Linked DNA regions of Homo sapiens: region 2 is linked to region 1. A link is an interaction called in ENCODE POLR2A ChIA-PET data of the cell type or tissue named here. Cell type or tissue: IMR-90. All regions are shown on one strand. Each heading gives the region's core, and the rest is flanking DNA. Links, peaks and the distances in the headings are about the cores only. Region 1 overlaps LOC105372924 (a long non-coding RNA gene). Region 2 has its middle 32 kb from the start of TGFB2-OT1.

The links. Peaks named below come from ENCODE experiments on the same cell type or tissue, not always from the same donor. Only the 100,000 strongest peaks of a DNase experiment are listed, where the experiment ranks them.
Region 2: POLR2A ChIA-PET joins it to region 1 with 5 read pairs; 2 of 35 experiments call an interaction of 5 or more read pairs at or near these places.

What each region holds. Positions count from the first base shown.
Region 1 is chr1:218,692,453-218,703,080 of GRCh38, forward strand. LOC105372924 (a long non-coding RNA gene) reads right to left here. Exons shown (of 4, transcript XR_922605.2): 4 at 6,112-6,856. Among named protein-coding and RNA genes, the nearest start is that of LINC02869, 190 kb to the left of the region's middle. In IMR-90, for the core only: no CTCF peak of the experiment used is centred there; no DNase peak of the experiment used is centred there.
Region 2 is chr1:218,469,620-218,480,247 of GRCh38, forward strand. No RefSeq gene overlaps it. Among named protein-coding and RNA genes, the nearest start is that of TGFB2-OT1, 32 kb to the left of the region's middle. In IMR-90, for the core only: no CTCF peak of the experiment used is centred there; DNase peaks (open chromatin) are centred at 4,162 and 6,962; H3K27ac peaks cover 706 bases; H3K27me3 peaks cover 204 bases.

The DNA of each region.
Region 1 (10,628 bases), core at 1,170-9,169:
CATCAGGCTGTAGTGTGGGAAGTACAGGAAGAGAAAGTGAAGGGCTTTTAGGCACAGGATATTGAGTAAACCAAGATGTGGAGAGGGGATTGTGGATGATTTGTTTAGGGAGCAATGGATAGACTGATTTGACCAGAGTGGCGTTTTCAAAGAAGGGAGCATGGGACATGAGGTTTAGACGTAATCAAAGGGACCAGATAATTGATGGCATTTAATGCTGGGTGAAGGCTTCAGATTTTCCTTAATGGGAAATAGAGTAGTTATTAAAGGCTCTTGAGTCAAGGATTGATAATCACTTATAGAACATATTTATGAAGTAACTATGAAGAGTTCAGAACTCTGCATTAATCATGCAAGGAGACATCAGAAAAGTTTCATTTGGCTGTGATATTTCAGTTTGACTGGATGGAGACAAAGTGAAAATAGGGATCCCAGTCAGGAAACACACACACAAGAGGTGAGGCTTGAGATGATTAGGGCTGAGTGAGGAGGCCAGGAGTAGCAATTAGGAAGGAAAGAATAGCTGTCAGACACACTGAAAAGCACAAGCTGACAGCACTTGTAGGGTGAATGGACGTGGTGGAAGAGAAAGCAGAAGAAGCATGTCCTGGACAACATCAAGGTATTTAGCTTTAGTGATTGACAGAATCACTGTAGACAGAAAAAGGGAACTTAGGAAAAACTGGCGCAGACAGGGAGATAAACTCTTTCTGAGGTGATAGCTTTCTGTAGTAGATGATAATTAGGAAGAGGAGAAAGGGTTTTATTTTTATCTACACACAGAATGCTTTCAGTAAGATAAGAAAGCATGGTTTTATACATTAACAAAAAAATGTACACGTGCCGTATTCACAAATTTGCTTATGTGTTAAGATTTGGATTTGGATTATCACTAAAATTTATGGTTTTAAAAGAACACATTTTATTTTCAGAGCACGTTTTCACCCAAATAATCTAGCTAATCCTGCTAATCATAGACAATGATTAGTATGGTCTTGGAAATGCCACTGCAAAATTGACAGTCCCTCCTGCTCACCAGGACCTCTACATTACTGATCTGCCCGGACAGATATACACTTGCTTTCAACATCAGACATTTAATTACAAAATCAAAATCCCTAGAAAGGGAACCTGACAATCACGTGAGAGTTAGAGGGAATCTTAGTGATTATCAAGTGCTGGTCCATACCAGCAGCTTTGTTTTTCTGTTTTTTTCATATTGTTTTACTTGTTCATTTGTTTGTTTTTAGTCTAGATGGGTTCTAATCACAGAATTCTCTTCCCACACAGATCCCCATTCAACAAATTATGGCTTACCCTTCAGCGTAGTTTTTACTCCCTTTATGTGGCCTCTGTCTGTTTCTACTCTGCCAAACTGTAGCTTTTTATTAGCCTAAACTCCCCGGACTGCAATTGTCTCTCTGCACATACCTGCTGAACTGTTCAGCTATTACTTTTCCAGTATAGAAATGGCCTTAACTTAGAGGGTTATGCCTCCTTTAAAGAGAAAGAAGAAAAGTAAGATAAAAGGAATAAAAACTTTATCCGTTTCAGAGGCATTTTAATAGCCTTTAAAAAGTCTTTAGGCTTTCTTTGATATACGTGTAGCATTTAGTTTTGTCCTTAGCTCTTAAATGCATTTAGAGAAAGGAGAATGTATTCCTTGTTTGTGAAAAATAACAAAGAACAAAATATATTTGCATCCTGTTATCTTGACTCTTTAGTTTCCCGAAGAAGTTGGGGTATAAATAACCCAAAAATTTTAGTACTGGGGGTGGATTGAGTTTGTTATAAGTGGCAACAGGTGGAAAGCATGCTCTAGCAATTAAACTGAGTATAACCATGTTCCTTAAATTTCCAATGAAAATTCCATATGCATATTTGATCATTTTAAATGTGGTGGAATTTTTGACTGGCTCAGAGATGACTCGAGAGAGGAGATAAATTACGTGTTTTATGATTTTTTTAAAAAAAATTAGTATTAGTTTGATTTGGAGTAAAGGATGGGATAAGAAAAATACTAAGGGTTTTTCAGCGTCATGGTCATATTATTCAGAAATGCCATGCAATGCGAATCTAAAAGCTTTACCAAAATGATTATTTCATTTTTAATGTGGTTTAGCTTGGGCTAAATGGCTTTTTTGTTGGATTCTGCCCTCCCCCTTTCCTTGGCTTCTAGGGCCAAATGTAAAAAGAAAACTAAATTCAGAATTAGGATATAAAAGGGAAAAAATGCAGATAAGTTCCTGGCATCAGCTGCCTCAGAAATGCAGGCCAGGGAGTGCTTTGCATTTTGTTCAGAAGATTTGGAAGTGAACCTAAATTTCAGAGATGCCTACCTCTGGGAACCAAAGCACCAGGCAAAGGAATCTGCCAGTGCTTGGAAAAGATGATGAGTGGAGCCAAAAACGTTTTTCCTGTGGTATGGTACAGGGTTGTTCAGTGTTGCCCACCCACACTGCCATCTCCCACACACACCATTGCAAACTTTCTCAGGACTTGAGCAGATTCAAAACTGGGCAGGGCCCTTTCCTTTGGCAGAGGCAAAAACATAAGCTGAGGTGCTTTCTGGCTTCTGGAAGCAGCACGGCTTGACGATTCACAGCTGATGTAAGATTTAGAAGGGGCTCATCTTTTGAATGAGGGGTATAAACTGTGTATGCTTTCTGCAATTGGCAGGGGTGATGGGTGAGGGTCGAGGGATAAGACAGTGAGCAAGAAGAGTTCCCTCTTGGTTGCTTGGTTTTGACCTGAATTTGCATGGGGACCTTGAGAAAAACTAACCTGTGGTGCCTCAGTTTCCTGGTGCATAATGTCACTGCTTCTCTGAAGGAAGCCTGCAGAATAAAGCCTGGGTTAAAATTCCCCTCCATTTGTTGTTCGTTTTCTCTTCCTGTTTGTGCTTTTATCCTGCATCCCTGTGTGGCTTTAGGGGTTTGGTTTTGGGAGGAAGACAAGGAACCACATTAAACAAAAAGATGGGGAAAGGTGTGTTGCCAGGTTTAGAACCCATTCAACCGTGCGGGTTTGGAGTTTTCCAACAACCTCCTGCCTCTTGAGCTTTCAGTTTGTTTATTCTTGGCAAAATGTAGCTTCCTGTTTTTAAGAAAACCAGCCTATAAAATGCTTGAAAAATCTTCTTGGACATCAAAACACCCTTCCCAAACAATATTTTGATGATTTAACATGTAAATGAGTCAAAACAATGTGAGCAACATTTCCTATAAAGTACGCGTGGGTTTTAGAAATTAAGAGGGTAGTGCTTAGCTAAACATACTTTGGTTATAGAAGATCAAAAGCATTTGAAAACCAGTTTGAGATGTTTGCTAAGTCTAAAATGAGGCCAAATCCAACCAATCTCAGCTGAAATGCAAGCAAACAATTTATTATTAAAATAGCTCACGGATGTGATTCCTCTTCCATCTCTGGGCTTGTGACTCTTGCAGCCAAAATAATCTCCGTGAAGTGATTGTAATAATGTTTATGAGCAATCATGGGACCAGAGCTCTCAGCTCATCCATGGAAGTGAACAAATAACTTGAAAGACCAAGCACCTCAATGTCTTGGCTCACTTGTTTTTATGTTCAAGGTTATGTGATATTCTCTATCACTGCCAATTGAATGGTTTTTGTGTTTTGTTTTTTTGGTCAGATGAGAGCAACATATCTTCAACTCTCAGACTCCAATACTCAAGTCTCTACGTCTACTTCTAGGTTCTGAAGTTGAGAAGGTTAACATCCTGCTGGGATGGATTGCTCCTCAGATATGTAATTTCTCCCAGTCAGGATTCTGTATGTGCATGGATGTATTAGGAAGTAAACAAATTCCATTTTATCCCCAACAAGACCTCCTACAGAGCAACCACAGTGACAGCCGTAGGTGTCAGTAGATTTAAGTTCTGGACTAATCCATAGATTTTATTAAGCATCAACTATAAATATGTTATTATAATAGGCAAAACTCTGAATAAAAAAATAGGAATAAGAGGCAGTCTTTGGGCCAGGCATGGTGGCTCACGCCTGTAATCCCAGAACTTTGGGAGGCCGAGGCGGGCAGATCATGAGGTCAGGAGATCGAGACCATCCTGGCTAACACAGTGAAAACCTGTCTCTACTAAAACACAAAAAATTAGCCTAGCGTGGTGCTGGCGGGCGCCTGTAGTCCCAGCTACTCAGGAGCCTGAGGCAGGAGAATGGCGTGAACCTGGGAGGCGGAGCTTGCAGTGAGCCGAGATAGCGCCACTGCACTCCAGCCTGGGCGACAGAGCGAGACTCCGTCTCAAAAAAAAAAAAAAAAAAAAAAAAAAAAGAGGCAGTCTTTGACCTTAAAGAGCTCTGAATCTCGCAGAGGGACTTCTGTGACAGAAATAATATATGAGGTTCTGTGTGACAGCACCTGATGGAAGATATCTGTGAAAATCTAGACTTTTTTTCATATGAGAAAGAAATTCCTCTTTTGAAGATAATCATAATCTTTTTAGAATATGGCACTTAAGTTAGGAAGAATGGGTAGAGTTTATAGACCCATGAAGGTGGGAAGAGATAGAGGCATTCCGGTGGAATAGAACAATTACAGCCAAAGCCCTGAAGAAGTGAAGTACACAGAAAGTTTGTGAAAACGTCTGGAACAGCTGGAAAAGGATCAATATAACGTTTCCCAACTGTATTCTTTTGAATAACACAAGATCCTTGAGAAAAGTTATATAATAAATTAATTTAGGAAGTCTTGTGTGAAAAATACTAAAATTGTTTCTTAACTACAAGATTTTGTGGGAATATTTAACAGCTTCTCTCCAAGAGAAGGTATAAAGACACAATACTTGTTTACTTAGACCATTTGACAAAAACATGTAGCAAAAAGACAGGATTACTAATTTGGCACATCAGAGAAATACAGTATAGGAGTTATTGTAATGGTTTAATGAGCTTTAATCTGTAAATCGACATTATTTGTATATGTCTGGCACATACCCGATAAATTGTTTTTGTTATAGTTGTTGTTACTTAGACGAGGTATTTGACAAGGATTTTCACGATATCTTTATAGACAAAGTGAATACTTATTATCTGAATGACATAAAGAGTTAGGGGACTTTGTAACTGGTTGAATGGTCAGTCTTGGGGAATTCTCATTAACAGAGGCTGCCAACCCAATGGCAAGTCTTTAATGTTGTGCCAAGGGCCTCAATCCTCCTCTTTAACCTGGTTAAAATATTTACTAATGACTTGAGTTAGCTTATAAAGGTGTGAAATCAAATTGGCAGGTCATGGGAAGTTGGGAAGGATTATTATATTAATTCACAAGATCTTAATAAGAACAAGAGTCTCTATGAATTGGCATGATGGTCTAAAATTATATAATAAGGAAAAATGTACAGTCTTATGTTTGAACCTTAAAATCAACTGTACACATAGAAAATGGCAGAAAGGAGGCTTGCCAGAAATCAATTAGAAAAAGACTTGAGGATTTATAGGTGACTATAAGCTAAATATGTGATAACAAGGAAATATGGTTTACAGAAAATGTCATGTGATTTCAGATTGTATCAGTAGACACAGAGTATCCAGATTTAGGGAGGTGGGAATTCCACTTGTTCTGCGCAGGTCAGACCACACATTTAAATATTTTATCCAGCACTTGTAAGAGACGAAGACTAATCAGAACTAGCTGGAAGTCTATGCCAAGATAGTGAGTGAACTTTAAAAATGACCCACAAATTATAGACATATTGAGAATTTTTAGTGAAGAGAAGCTTTAAGAGCAGGTATGGTAACTGCATTAAAATATTTGGACTTTTTCATTTGGAAGAGGAATTAGACTTGATTTCCATAATGCCATATGGTAGAATTAGGGCCAAGAATTCCACAACAATCCTTTCACAAGTACTTTTTTATTGCCAACTCTGTGTCAGGCATCATGCTAGGCAAGGAAACACACTTGCCCTAAACAAGCCCACAATCTATTAGGAGATAGACACCCAGGCAGCCTTATCCAAGCATGATAGGTGGGCCCCTAATTGAGCAATGCACTATGGTGAAAGAGGAATGAACAATTAAATTTGCCTGACAGTGATTTTTTTGGACCAATGTTATACATCATATAATGTAAACATTCAAACAATTCTGTAAGATTTATAAAATTTTTTTAAAAGCCTAGCATTTTGCAGCTCTTGTTCTACAGTGTCTCTTTCTCCAGAACAGTCATTGTCACCTTTTTTAGGTGGTTATCGTACTATTCATTTCCATGTCTCTGCATGGCATGGTTATATTGCTATTTCTTAATTTTCCAGTTTTAGGCTTTATCTATTGACTTTCCCTTATGGAAGATGACCATTTAGCTCCTTTTTTTTTTCCATACACATGCATCCTTTCCTTCTTCATCCTCCCGATATAATAATGTGGTGTTTTTGGTTAAAGCTAATATTCTGTTACTGTGGCTATGAAAACTGTATTCCCAGCTGAGTCATATAAAATATGGTTACTTTTCCTTTCCTGTACATCTTTGTATTTTCCCCACAATTAATATATTTTTATCTTTAAATTTACTTTATTATATATGTACTTATCACTAATTCAACCCAAAATACTGTATTCATTGTGTCAATCTTTTCTTTAAAAATTCAGGATCATTAGATTGCCATTTAATTTCATCTTCCACATTTTCTCCCGAAGTCTTCTGAGCTACTCATACTGCTGGTTGTTCCATGCCTGGGACATAGCTCTATCTTGGGGTCTCTGCACAGACAACCTGAGGATTCCTTTTGCCTTTCTCTGGTCTTCAGTCCCCTAGTGCTTGCATCTCACATCTTCTTTTAGTGACCCATCTTCTTCGAATGACCGCATGCTCCAGTAGTTTTCTGCAAGAGAAAAATGGAGAGAGAATTTTGAGACATTGCAGATCTGACAATCTCTTTATTTTACTCTCATACTTAATTGATAGTTTGTCAGGGTTCATATATCTAGATCAAAAATAATTTTCCTTCAGAATTTTGAAGGTGTTGCTTTATTGATTTCTTCTTTTCAGAGTTGCTGGGAAGTCCAGAGTCTTTCTGATTCCCGATCCTTCATATGTGACCTAATTGTTTTTTCATCTTTGGAAACTTTCAGGATCTTCTCTTTGTTGAAATTTCACAATGAGTTGCCTCAGTATGAGTCTATTTTTATTTATTTTTCTAGGCAGTTGGCAGGCTGTTTCAACGTATCTTTCCATTATGGAAACTTTTCTCGAATAATTTCACTGATGCTTTCCTTTTCTCATTTCCTTTTAGACCTCTTGCTTTTTGAATTTTGGACCACTTGTATGGGTCCTCTTATGTTGATATTTTTCTCTTCTATTTACAACTTCTTCCTTTCTCTTTTGCTTCTTTTTTTCAAACAAAATCTCTGGTTCTTATTACATGATTACATTAATTTTTATCTCCCTGATGATATTAATAAAAGCTTTTGGAGTTACTGAAGTTTTCTTCTGTCTGCAAGTTTTTTTCTCAACCAAGTTGTTTTGTGTGATATGTGTGCACAAGGGGAAAAGGTTTCTTTTCTGTTCTATATATACCACTTAGGAAGCTTTCCTCAAAGGTCTGGTAAATTTTATACTTAAGGGCAGGACACTCTTAAGCTGATTTGATGTTCTGAGTGCATGAATGGGGACTGTAAATTGTCAGTTTCACTGTAGAGTGATTTGGCTGGACAATTTTAATAGGAAATCTCTGCCGTCAATACCTTTATAGCTTTCTTTTTAGCAAAGAAATATTTCCCAAGGAAGATTTTTTTCACTTCTTGCCTGGCCGCTAATGTTCTGGGAGCAAAGTGGACACAGAGAGCTAGGGGTGTTTACTTTCAGTATGCATAAAATGACTTTTTTCATTAAGATACCCACACCATCAACTATGCCTGCTGCCACTTAAGGCCTGGTGTTTCATACTTTTTAGACAATAAACTGGGAAAGGACAGACAGCCTGGCATAGTGAGCTAGGGAATTGATGATGTCTATTTCTTAAAAAAATACTTTGAGTTAATCTTCTTTATTTACTCTCTTTCACTCTCACTTCTCAAGGTACGTGATAAGGCCACATGTTGTGCGTTTGGGGATCATGCGGCATAAATCTGGGCTGATTTTTAGTTTTCCCTACTGGTGACTTAGTAGTTCCATTCCTTGGGTATCTAAGTCATTTACCATGAATTCATCTACTTCCTAGCTCCTAAATTTGTTTCTTCTCTCTCGTTCTTCTTTTCCGTTAAGATTATATACATCTAGCTATACACTATTGATTTAGGGTCAGTTGTATGCATGTGATTAATCTTCTTTCTTTCCCTGGAGGATCTGGGACGCTTTCAGAGAAAGTAACATTTGTGAAGGACTTTGAACGATGTCAGATTTTTCAGTGAAACCAATGAGGAAGAACAACACGAGCAACAAAAGAGATGTCAGCACTTTTATGGAGAATTCAGGAAATATTGACTATGGCTAAGACATTGTTGGCAGAAGCAAGAACAATATAGTTTTTAGATTGGAAAAGTGGTGACCAGCAATTAATGAGATTTATGAAGTGTACATTTTTATACACTTTAAAACTCGTGTGTATCCCACAACGGACCAAGTTGTCTCAATGATGCATCCTTCTCTGTAACTGCTAAGCCCTTAGGTGGACAATGATAGACAAGGTTTCAAATTGCTTGGTGTATGAAAAATGCCAATATTTTTTAGCATATATATGTAATGTTTTTAAGCTACTTGATCTCAGGTAAGGTTTGAGGAATGAGGAGGAGGAGAAAGAAAGAAAAAATAGTAGATAAAGAAGAGACACAGAGAGAAAACCTTCATACTGATGACATCATGGCTGTGTTTTAAAACTGAGCCTTAAGTCTGTCGGAGTCATTTCTGTTCTATTTCAACAGGCAGAAATGTGCTGAGCTCTTGGGGTCGTTGACTAACAGGTCTACCAGATGGATCCTGAGTTTGGCTGCAGGAGCAGAGCATTCCATCGCAGGCTTTAAGATGCAACAATGCATTATTAAACCTGTTTGTAACAAAATGTGCAAGATGACATCATGTCCCTCAACAAAAATGTGTGCCTTGCTGTGTGGGAACAGTGAACCCCAGGATATAGAAAGTCAGGCAGAAATTATAGTACCTTATAAATAACTGCTCATCCACCCATTATACTTTTCTCTCTCCTCCCAAATCCAAAGTGTTCTTTAAGAGAGGAAGAAAAATATTCTATGCAATTCTACATCAAAAAGTTGTAACCAAGAAATGATAAATAAGCATCTGCAATGAAAGAAAAATGGATATAGCCTTAGGAGAATGATTTTTAGTCTGAAATCTCAGTCATAGTCTGCCAGGAAATAAAAGCCATTGAATATTTAGAACAAGAGGACTTTAATGCAGGGAATTGGCTACACTGGTGATAGAAGAGCTAGGAAGCCTAATGGGACAATGAAAGAACTCAGAAATTAGCAGTGGCAGGAAGACGCTGCCACCTCTGAGCTGGACACATGAAGTGTGGGAAGCCTACTAGGCGAGAGGGAGAGATGCAGCTGCTGCCCAAAGATGTCATGAGAGGCAGGAAGAGAAGTGGCCTGGCCTTCCCTCCATTTCTTGTACCCTCCAAACTCCTACCAGTGTTTCTTTCTCATAGGATGAGTCCAGGGAAAAGCCAGTGATGTAGGAGCCTGGGAAACCCGGCTCTGCAAAGCAAAGCAAAGCAAAGCAAAGCAAAGCAAAGCAAAGCAAAGCAAAGCAAAGCAAAGCAAAGCAAAGCAAAGCAGGGGAGGGTGAGAAATGGATTTGAAGACAAACAGGTCCAGAACCAGCACATCCAGAAAGATCAATGCTGCCATAAAGGGGAGAGGATCAGTGTCTACGAAATCATCACTGATCTGAACACAATGAAGAGATTATTATTCATCAGATCTAGAATTAGATGTGGAAGAATTAGGAGCAAACTTTAAAAGTGAACAGCATAGAGTGCAACCACCTCTATCACCCTTACAGCCAGAACATTGGATTGGAGTCTTGCAATGGACCCGCCTAGTATATCTCACTGCCTTTCAGTTATTATGCACTGATAAAATGAGACATGGACAACATTAATGGAAAACATTATTTTGGCAGGAAAAACTAAAATTTGAATTTCATAGATGTCTTTGTTGTTGATGTTGTTATTGCTAATAATAATGATATCCAGTACTCATACATGTATTTATAACTCAATAATTCACTGCTAGCAATCATGCTGTTTTCATGGGTCAATCCTGTTCCCAGACATTCCTACTGTAAGACTGAAGTAATTTCTTTAAAAGTGATATTCAACAGTTGACTGTTGAAGCAATGTTTTCTTATTAACTAACATGTAATTAGTTCATTAAAAAATACCTCAACTGAATAGCACGTAACTTAATACAATCTACCAAAGTGGAGAAATCCACAGTTTCTCACAAATGGCAGCAAAATTACAGTGCAGGGAAACTGGAAATGAGAAGATGCCAGCTGGCAGGACACTAAGTGCTTCAGATTACTGTGTGTTTATGACTTCTGTGTTCTAGAAAAAAAATTAATTAGATTATGCTATTTGAGAATCTTGGAATGCCATGGCTCTGGGCCAGGCTTATCAGAACCACACATTTGAA
Region 2 (10,628 bases), core at 1,075-9,074, 220 kb before region 1:
CTGGGGTGGCCCTAAAGACTGTGGTAAGGAAAAAACCTACCAGCAGGCAGAACTTCAACAAGTGCACCTAGTTGCTCATTTTGCTTGAAAGGAGAAAGGGCAAAAAGTATGGATGTACAGTGACTCATTGACTGTATCTATGAGTATATCTGGAAGGTTAGGGACTTTGAAGAAGCCCTATTAGAAAATTAGTGAAAAAGAGGTCTGGGGAAAAGATTTGTCGATGGACCTCTTTGAATTTGCACCAAAGAGCAGTCTAAGCAGAGGAGGATCTCAATGATCAGGTGTATGAGATAACCTGTCTTATGGACATCAGTCAGTTTCTCTCTCCAGCTACCCCCATCCTTGCCCAAGGGGCTCTATGAAGAAAGTAGGCATAAAAGAAAGGGTAGAAGTTATGCATGGGCTCAGCAACATAGATTTCTACTCATTAAGGCTGACTTGGCTTCAGCCACTGCTAAGGGTCTGTCCTACCAACAGCAAGAACAACACTTGTATGGCACCACTACCTGGTGGGTTTAAGAAGGCACCTGGTTGGAGGCTGATTATATTGGATCAATTCCATCAGGTTACAGACAGCACCAGCACTTTGTTGTTACTAGAACAGACATTTACTCTAGATTTAGATTTGCCTTAACTTCCTGTAGTGCCAATACTACCATCTATGAACTCACAGAATGCTGCTATCACTACACATTGCTGCTGACAAAGCAATTCAGTTTACAGCAAATTAAGTGCAACGTGGGGCTCATACTCATGGAATTTAGTGGTCTTTCTATGTTCCCAATCACTATAAAGCAGTCGGCATGGTAGAACAGTGGGATGGCCTTTTGAAGACTCGGATACCGTGCCAACTGGATGTAAATAACTTGGAAGACAAAAGTAATATCCTCCAGGATGTTTTATTTGCTCTAATTACTGACTAATATATAATGCTCTTTCTGCCAGAGATAAGATTTACCTATTTAGGCAAATGCACCTCTCGAATCCTGGAATGGCAAATCCTCTCTATGGGAATAATAGTTATTCTCCTAGACATAAACTAGTGGAATTTTTGTTTCCTGTTCCTGCTCCGTTAGTCTAGAGGTTTTAGTTTCCAAAGGAGTGAGCACAGTAATGATTTCAGTAAACTGGAAGTTGAGAATGCTACCTGAGCAGTTTCATATGGAGCACTGTGGCAAAGTAAGCCAGTTCTTCTGCAGGTTATACACATATCACTGAAGTTGAGGTTTGGGGGTGAGAGGATAACACAGGTTCCAGTTCATCCTCATAGATTCCAGCTTATTCTCATGGATTTAGTTTGTCTTTGCTCTTCCCTACTTTATGTCTGTCTTTCTTTCTTGTCAGCCTGCTCTGTGGACTTTAAGCCCAGCACCAAATGCAAAAGCAACAGCAGTAAATAGTCTAGCCCGTTCCTCTAACTGTATGATGTCAAATATATATCACTCTTAATAATTTTCTCTGATTGAATCTTAACTAACCAATCAATTGGGAATCCAATATCTGCCTCTAACTATACATGTGAACTTAGGCGAACATCTCTAAGCCTAGGTTTCCTCATTTATAAGATAGGAATAACATTAACTACCATATAGGATTGTTGTGAAGATTTTATGAGCTAAGGGCTGAGAACTCTGCAAGGCATATAGGAAGCACTCAGTAAGTAGTTACCACTATTTACAAAACTTGGCTTTGACTCCAGCTGATTTTACATAGCATCATGGAGTTTTGGACTGGAAGAGATTTTGAGAAGTCATCTGAACCGGTAGCTTGGCCTAAAAAGTCCAAACTTCCCAGATCTTACCCTTCCTGGCTTAAAGTCACTATACTCAATGTAATTTACAAGATGTGTACTGGAGCGCAATTCATTATTGTTTATTACCACTGAGAGAGAGGTTTTAAAACAAACATTAGATTTTACAATTTGAATGTTGTTCTTCAAAGTAACTTTTCTAAATTTGTTTCCTTCTTCTTCTATAAATAAGGACATTGGAAAAATTTATTTTCAAAGTTCCTAAACTGTAAATTCTAAAATTCTGTAAAGATTAACTGAAAGGCTATTTATTCATCTAATAAAGATGTCTTTGCTTTAAAGATATTTTTGGGGTGTTTCTGCTTAAACATCGTCTTCAGAATTGGTTTTTGAGGCCCATCCAGAATAAGTATCTCATTTCATTATCGCTAAATCTTGTTTGTGACTTAAATGCAGTTTACATTATGAGATGGCATGAGAAGACTTGGGGCTGTTTCTAAACATCTAAGGATGAAGATGGACCATCATTACAAATGTTCTGATAAACATTACCAAAAATGAGGTTCCAAAAATCTTTTGGGTGGTATCAATACTTGAAATATCATTAGAGTTTAATTTAATATTTACCTCGGTAAATCAGAGGAAGAGGAGACTTAGTATATGCCCTAAATTGGAATCTACTTAACAGTTAAGAAGTCTAAATTCAAGTCCTGGTTCCAACATTTACTTGGTGTATTCTCTCAGGAAGCCACTTCATTTGTGGAAGTTTTAGGAACTTCATCCATAGGGTGGGAATAAGGTATCTAGCCAGGCTTCTCATAGAGTTATGGTGAGACGTAAATGACACAGTAAATGTAAGAACACTTTGCTCCTTTGAAAGTACTCAAGACTCTAAAACAGGGGTTGGCAAACTATGGCCCATAGGCCAAATCCAGCCTGTCATCTGCCTTTGTATAGCCCCTGAGCTAAGAATGGTGCAGATGAACATTTGCACCAGTTTGCTAATGGGAAACATTACATTTAAACCCCAACTATAAAAAATATCACTTCCTCCAGGCCCCCTTTAAAGAATTTCTTTCTTCTCATTAGTAGATTGGTATTACAAAAAATTGTGCTAAATTACTGTTATTATATTTTGCATTTCATTAGTAAAAATTTTGTAGATATTTGTATTCTCCCTTGTATAAGCTTCTATTTAATATCCTCTATTTTACCTCTTGGTTCACAAAGACCAAAATATTTACTATCTTATCTTTTACAGAAAAAATGTGTTGATCTCTGCTATAAAGTGTTGTGCTTAAAAGGGATTTGTATTATTAGTAATAAATATAGTCATTGTTCACAAGCAAAGGTTGCTGTAAACTATTTGTTTGCTTTTCCTCCTAGTTATATTAAATCTGTTTGTTTATACCTTTAATTACTATAATACAATATTCTTTCTTACAAACAGCAAAAAAAAAATGAGAGAGAGAGATATCTGTTACTTGCCTAATTATAATCTGAATTTTGTAATCTTTGTTTTCATAAACTGAATTGCAAAATTCTAGATTTGTGTAAATCTGAAGAAAAAAATTAAATTAAATTAAAACATAAACAGAATCCGAAGAACTAAACACAGAGTAGAGATGTTGGCCTGCCCCATGCTCTGAAAGACCATCTGAGGGCTTCTGAGCCTGGTACACCCTGGGGAGTTCTCAGAGAGAGAGAGGGATGTTTAGATCATGCACCAGAGGGCCTCATGCAAGCAGGTACAACTACAGGAGGTCCCTCACCCATCTCTGATGGTAGTTATGGCAGTAATAACACCCTGATGGGTAGTACAATCTTAAGCATGAGACAAAATTAGTTTTGTATGAAAATGGTTTCAAATGTGGGTGTCTTTATTAGAAATCCAAAATATCAAAGTAATCTTCAGAGGCCACGGTTTCTCTTGTGTCATTTCATGATACATGCTGATGTCTTCACATAGGAAAAGAAAAAAGAAGAATAGGGATCAAAAAAGAGGGAAGGTACAAGGAAAGGAATAAGAGATTTTCAAATGTATGCCACCTGCTTTGAATGTTGTTCAGATATGTGTCTTACAGTATGCCTGGTGTGCCTTTGTTAGAGATTAATTGGACAAATTTGATTTTATAGATGATATGAGCCAGAATTGCAAAGGTGGTGTTTCTCCTCTTATGTGAAGAGGAAGTCAGGGGGAGATGAAAGGGAGAATAACCTTTACCTCATAATTTCCTTTCCCCTCCTCTCTGTGTAAGCCACATTAGTCTCTCAGCAAAGGTACTTGGAGAAACTTGCTAAAATTTTCCCTCATGCTTGAAATTTACTTACCCTGGGTAACAGGAAATGTGGAGTCTTGTGATGTAGATTGTTATACCAGATGGTAATCTTAGCACATGCTATTTATGTAGATCAGCCATGTGTGTGAGTCATCCATGTGAGGCTGACCTCAGCCACTGTGAAATCGGGTTCCATACCGCCATTATTAATAAATAATAATAATGGTACTGATTAGGCATCATTTTGATGCACATCTAATGAGGCCATTACCTTTATATGATATTAAATCTGGAATTGTTTTCTTTTTCTAAATAATACTTTATTAACAACTGGCCATGTTGTTAGATTGCTATTTTTTACTGGCAAGGGCAGGCACACAATTTAACTCAGCTAAGATTAGGTAATTAAGGTATCTGCCACTTGCATTGCGCTATTCATTGAATGCCCTAACTACTTTGTTCTTTCTTTGAAGCAAATGCCTGTCCTTATTTAAGTCATCCTCTTCTAGGTCCTGTGGTTTGAGTTATTATTTTACTGATGATAAATTTGAGTGGGTAATCCACACTCTTTCATCTTGTCTCCCTTTTAACCACTAGCTAATTTAGCGATGGAGAATAGTTTCGCTTTTATTACAGCTTTGATTATCTGGTGGTTGCAAATAAGTCAGATAGGGAAGCCTGCGCAAAGATAAATGCTTTAAAAGCAGGAAGTGTGTTTTATTTCCTTTCAACTAGCCATCTGTTCAGGATTCTTGCCTTTAATCCTTCCCTATTTTCTTTCCGCCTTCTTTTCTTGCACTTTCCCTTCATAGTGGCTAGAACTGTGCTCTGCACAAAACAGGCAATATCTTTTTGGCTTTGTAACAACCGCAGAGATTTTCTAATATGACCCACTTTTCCAGAATGTTTCCTGCTTGTCTCTTTGAGAGACATGCCGTCACTTTTTTTTTTCTGTTTCTCTTACCCAAAGATAACATTTCTTACCCAACATCATTAGTGTAAAGATTCTAAGGTTTTAATGGTAATGCATTACATACATTTGTTTTCTCTTGGCTCGTGATTGTGGCTGGAGTCCTTCATTTTGTGACTGAATTCAGATCAGAATACAAAGATAGCAAGTTCATTAGGGTTTTAATTTGCACACAGTTCCATTGGAGCAGCAAAATGATTAAGGGTACAAAAGAGACGGGTTTCAATGAGAAATAAGAGGCATTGATTTACCTCTTGCTAGTGGGAGTTAGGGAGTGAATTGTTACAGAAATTGTGCTGCCAATAATACTTAACCCGAATTTTAGGTAATTTTTTTTCTTAGTTGCTGTCCTGAGTGAGGCGTACAGCTATGAGATGTACGGAATTCTTTAGAGCAAGGTCCTGTATCATCAAAAACTTGCTAGGCATAGATTTCCCTGAGGGCCTACAGTGGAACCCAGGAGCACATCCAGCTCTGTCTTGGCAGTTCACCCTCTCTCTCTCCTGCTTTATAGAAGGAAAAAGTGAAAAGCACCCATTTTTCCTTCAGAGGAAACAACTCTTACAAGTTTATCCAGATCTAAGCAGGGACTCATCTGAGACAGTCTCATCTCAGCACTGGTTAAGTGGTTAAGAGATGAGGCTTTGAAATCAGATCAATGTGGGACTGAGTTCCAGCCCCAGTGACTGTAACCTTTGACAAGTGGCAAAACCTCTCCTTGCCTTGGATTCCTCATGTCTTACATAGGAATAATATAGCACCCATCTCATAAATTGGCTGTGAGTATTCAATGAGAGAATCATGAAAAGTACCTGGCACCAGCAGATGGCAGCTATTTTTATCTATGATCCACTAGGTAGAACATTTCTGTGCTTTCCCCAGTCTGAAATGGAGATGCCTTTACATCATCCTTCATGGCTATTCTTAATTACTCATGTCATTTGACTTTTAAGTGCCCATCATTAGCTTTCTATCAAGCCAAATGCCTATGAAACAATAGGGATAATAATTATATAGGCAGTCTTTGCGGAGCTTTGGAATACTGACATTTTGTCAGAATTTCTGGATCCCTGATCAAGATAAGCAAAAAGCAGAACATTTCTGGTTGAGGATTATTATCAATATTAACCACTTCTTCTGCTCCTGACCCTCTCCCCTGTCCCATAAAATACTAAACTCCTATAATTACACAAGATGCCTAGGTAGTAACAAACGCAAGTGGAACTTAAGAGATCAAGACTGGAGTCAGGAGAGTTTCAGAGCTGGCTCATTCAGCCCTAACATCCCATGATATGTGACTGTGAACTTTTTAGCTAGATTATAAACTCCTTGAAGGGCTTGTTGATTTCTGGAGGGAGGAAGGTGGGGTTAGAATTTGCAGTGATCTGAACTAGGATAACTTCCTATATGTCTTCCAGGGCTTATCTGAAAATTCCACTTGTCTCTGAAAATGAACTTCTTATTCCCAAATACTTAACTTTATTATAATCTCTATACATAGCAAGCATCTATCTGGTGCCTAACAGATCTCTTATTGTACAAAGCTCACACTTCATATATGAGGAACTTACACACTAAGTTGAAGGTGATTATAATAACCTGGTTAAGGAGATAAACAATTCAGTCTTGAAATGTGAAGAACACCCATTAAAAAGATTTTAGGAACATAGACTGTACTTGCCTTCTCAATTTTCCTTAACACATAGAATAAATATTTGATATTGAGTTATTTTGGTATTTTCAGCAACTTTTAAAATTATTTATTAAACTCCTAAATATCATCTTTATAAGATACTGTAGGAAACAAAAATTAGAAAATTCTTGAATACGATTATTATTGGTGTCTATTTTAAAGGCTAGTCATTTGTTAGTTTGAGATTCTGTGTCAACAGATATCAACGTGACGGCTGATCAACATGATGATCCTGTTAGAAAATACCATGAGTCCAGAGACACTTTTGTAATGAGTCATTGCTATTTAGCTTCTTCCACAAATGGTCTTAACTTGAGCAGGACTCTTAAACCAACAAATGTTAGTTGCTAGAAAGGCATTTGGATTTAACAAAGAAGATATTAATTGTTTTGCAGCTTCTATTAGCAGTTCTTTAACCTACAGCATAAAATTTGAAATCTGAAGGGGACTTAGAGACTGAGACAAGTCCTTATCCAGCATGTAACTCCCATCCCAAACTATCTAGAATTGTCTAGCCTCTTTTACTAACTGTTCACTAGAGATAGAATGTGAGCCAAAAAAGCAAACCACATATGTAATTTTAAATTTTCTAGTAGTCATGTTAAATAAGTAATCAGACATAGGTGAAATTGATTTTAATACTATATTTACCTCAATATGTTCAAACGATTACTACTTCAGCATGTGATCATTATAAGAATTAATGAGTGTATTATTTTGTTCTCACGTTGCTATAAAGAACTACCTGAGACTGGGTAATTTTATGAAGAAAAGAGGTTTAATTGACTGGCATTTCTGCAGGCCTAATAGGAAGCATGGTTGGAAGGCCTCGGGAAACATAATCATAGCAGAAGGGGAAGCAAACAGTTCTTTACTATGGCAGAGCAGGAGAGAGAGAGAGATAAGGGGGAGCCACTGCATACTTTTAAACCATCAGATCTCCTGAGAACGAACTCACTGTCACAAGAACAGCATGGGGGAAACTGCCCCCATAATCCAATCACCTCCCACCAGGTCTCGCCCCTGACACATGGGGATTACAATTCCAGATGAGATTTGGTTGGGGACATAGAGCCAAACCATATCAGCAAAGACACTTTTTTTTTTTTTTTTTTTTTTTTTTTTGAGATGGAGTCTCACTCTGTCACCAGGCTGGAGTGCAGTGGTGCGATCTTGGCTCACTGCAACCTCTGCCAACTGGGTTCAAGTGATTCTCCTGCCTCAGCCTCCTGAGTAGCTGGGATTACAGGCACGTGCCACCACGCCCAGCTAATATTTGTATTTTTAGTAGAGACGGGGTTTCACCATGTTGGCCAGGATGGTCTCGATCTCCTGACATCGTGATCTGCCCGCCTTGGACTCCCAAAGTGCTGGGATTACAGGCGTGAGCCACTGTGCCCAGCCATCGGTGAGATACCTTATATTTCTCTTTTTCATACCAAGTCTTCAAAATTCAGAGTGTATTTTACAACTAAAGTACATCTCAATTGGTACCAGCCATAATTCAGGTGCTAACTAGCCATATGTGGTTAGTGGACACTGTACTGGACAAGACAGTTTTATATAGTCACAGAGGAAGAATTCACTCCAGTACTCTCTGATTTTCCTCCAGAAACCCATTACGGTGTTAAACAGTTCTCAATATCGGAAAGTTCTTCCTTGTGTTGCACTAAAGCCTGCATACCATACTTTCCATTTCTACCTTAGTCTTTGTTCTACTTTCTCAATCATATTTTTAATACTACAGAAAATGTCATATTATAATAGCTTTCAGTAGTGGCAGTATATTGTGATATAACTCTCGTTACTTTCAAGTATTCTCTTCTTGAATCTCATTTCACCCTGGCTTACTTTTGAAATTGGAATTTTTAGATCAGCTACAGAATTTTCTACTCAGAGCTATTATACCCATTGCTCCAGAGTGACAAAGCTTCTTTTGGAACAGAATTCTTTCAACTAACTAATCAGGTATCCCTCTCAGCTTATTGTTTTCTATGTATCTATGTAGTCAACACACTGTCAGGATTCTCGTTTAATTCAGTGGTAAACACGTTGACTGAGATAAGGCATAAGACAGAGGAAGAGCCATCCATGGCTCACTCTGAGAATTCTTCTATGTTAAATGCCCTCCATAGTCATCCCACTTAGGATACAGTCATTCGACCAGTTACAAAGTCACCCATGGACTGGTCATCTCAGCCCACATTTCTTCATCTTCTCCACAAGGACATCATGACTCACCTTGTCAACTGTCCTTCCCAAACAGTCAAAGTTCTCAGTTGTCAGAACAGGAAATAAGTTCCTATTTCTTGCTTAATTCGTGAACCTCATGGTGGGCTTGGTCTGGAACCACATTTTTTCTTCTCCAGTGTTCTGTCACCTTTCATATTCTTCATAGTTCCTCAAAACAATTGCTAATGGTTCATGGTTCTCAGCTTTTGGTTTCTTATCTCAGGGATCTTATATAAAATAAATAGTTTTCACTCTATTTCAGCATAAATTATTTTCTATTGATATTTATTCTATGCTTTGGGTATAAAAGTTATTGTCACACATTCTGGTATAGGTTATATGACTATCAGTTTTTAAATAGTTTCCATGGTTAGTTTATGGAAACAGGTGTGTGTGTGTGTATTTTCCTGTCATTGCAAATTTCTACAGTTCGAAGTATCCTGTAATTAGGGTCATGAGAAAGTGTTTATTTCCTGGGTCAGAGGCAGAGAGAAAGCAAACTTTTTGCTATGGAAACCATGATTTCCAAGAGTCTACCAATACCACTTTCTATTTTCTTTATCTTTTTCTCCCCTACCAATTCACTTTTATTGGCAGCACTGGTTGTTCTACTATTCTCTTTCTATTATTCCAACTTGCTGATTCTCTTCAAGTTAAAGAGATGGGCATCAGTTTCTACTAACATGACCAATGGGTCTGAAGCTCTGTCTTTTTGGAAGCACAGAAAATCAACCACTCAGAAGCCCAGTGGAAGAATACAGTCTATTTCTCTAGCTCCTTTTGAAGTCAGGTCTTATGTGTGTCCCAAAGCTGGGTCATTTTGTTAGCTTATTATTGACTATATTGTTTTAATATTCTGCTTTGGTGTGTGTCTCATCTATTGTTTTGTGAACTCCTGGGCTATGTTATGTTAGGGGCTATATTTTTATCAATCTTTGCATTCTCTGTACCCTATGATTACTTAATAAGCACTTCATAAATAATGTGTTATGAGTGAATAAATTAATAAATGAATTGCTTATTTGACACACACACACAGTTTCCACTGGAAAGCTTCCTGTTGTGAAATACTTGTTACTTTGCTTGTCAACCCTATCCAACAATGTTGGATAGCTCTAATGATAGAAAGCTTTTATTTTGTATTAACCTAAATCTTACCCTCAGAACTTCCATTTTCCCATAGAAAACATCTTCTCTTTCCCAAGTATTTATTTTATGTATTAAACTGAAGGCTTCAGGCCTGACAAAGATAGCAATTTTGTTTTCAACAGGAAGTACTGTGCTTATTCCTTTGCTTGTTCAACCATCTTCATTCCAGTGGCATTCCAGTGGCAAGCTTCTGGCATGCCCACCACGCAGGTCATTTAGGGAGAAATCCAAATTCCATTTAGACACATTTTGAACTCCTCTAAATATTGTGCTTTCTCAGGCTTCCAGGGAGCCAGTGTTTATCACTGGATGAATACAGTTACAGAGAGATCAAGGACTTAGTTTATTCTGGGTCACATCCATTATAATGGCATAGTTTAGGCCAAGGAATCCTCTTGTCCCCAACAACTTTCCCAGGTCTAAGACTTACATTTTCTGCTGTGTTGCCCTCCTTTGAGGGATAAACCCATGTGGCCAGGCTGGGACTGCTCTTTCTTTATTCTAGAGCAGCAGGACTGCTTTGCGTAGCTAGCTCTTCCTCTCTCCTACACT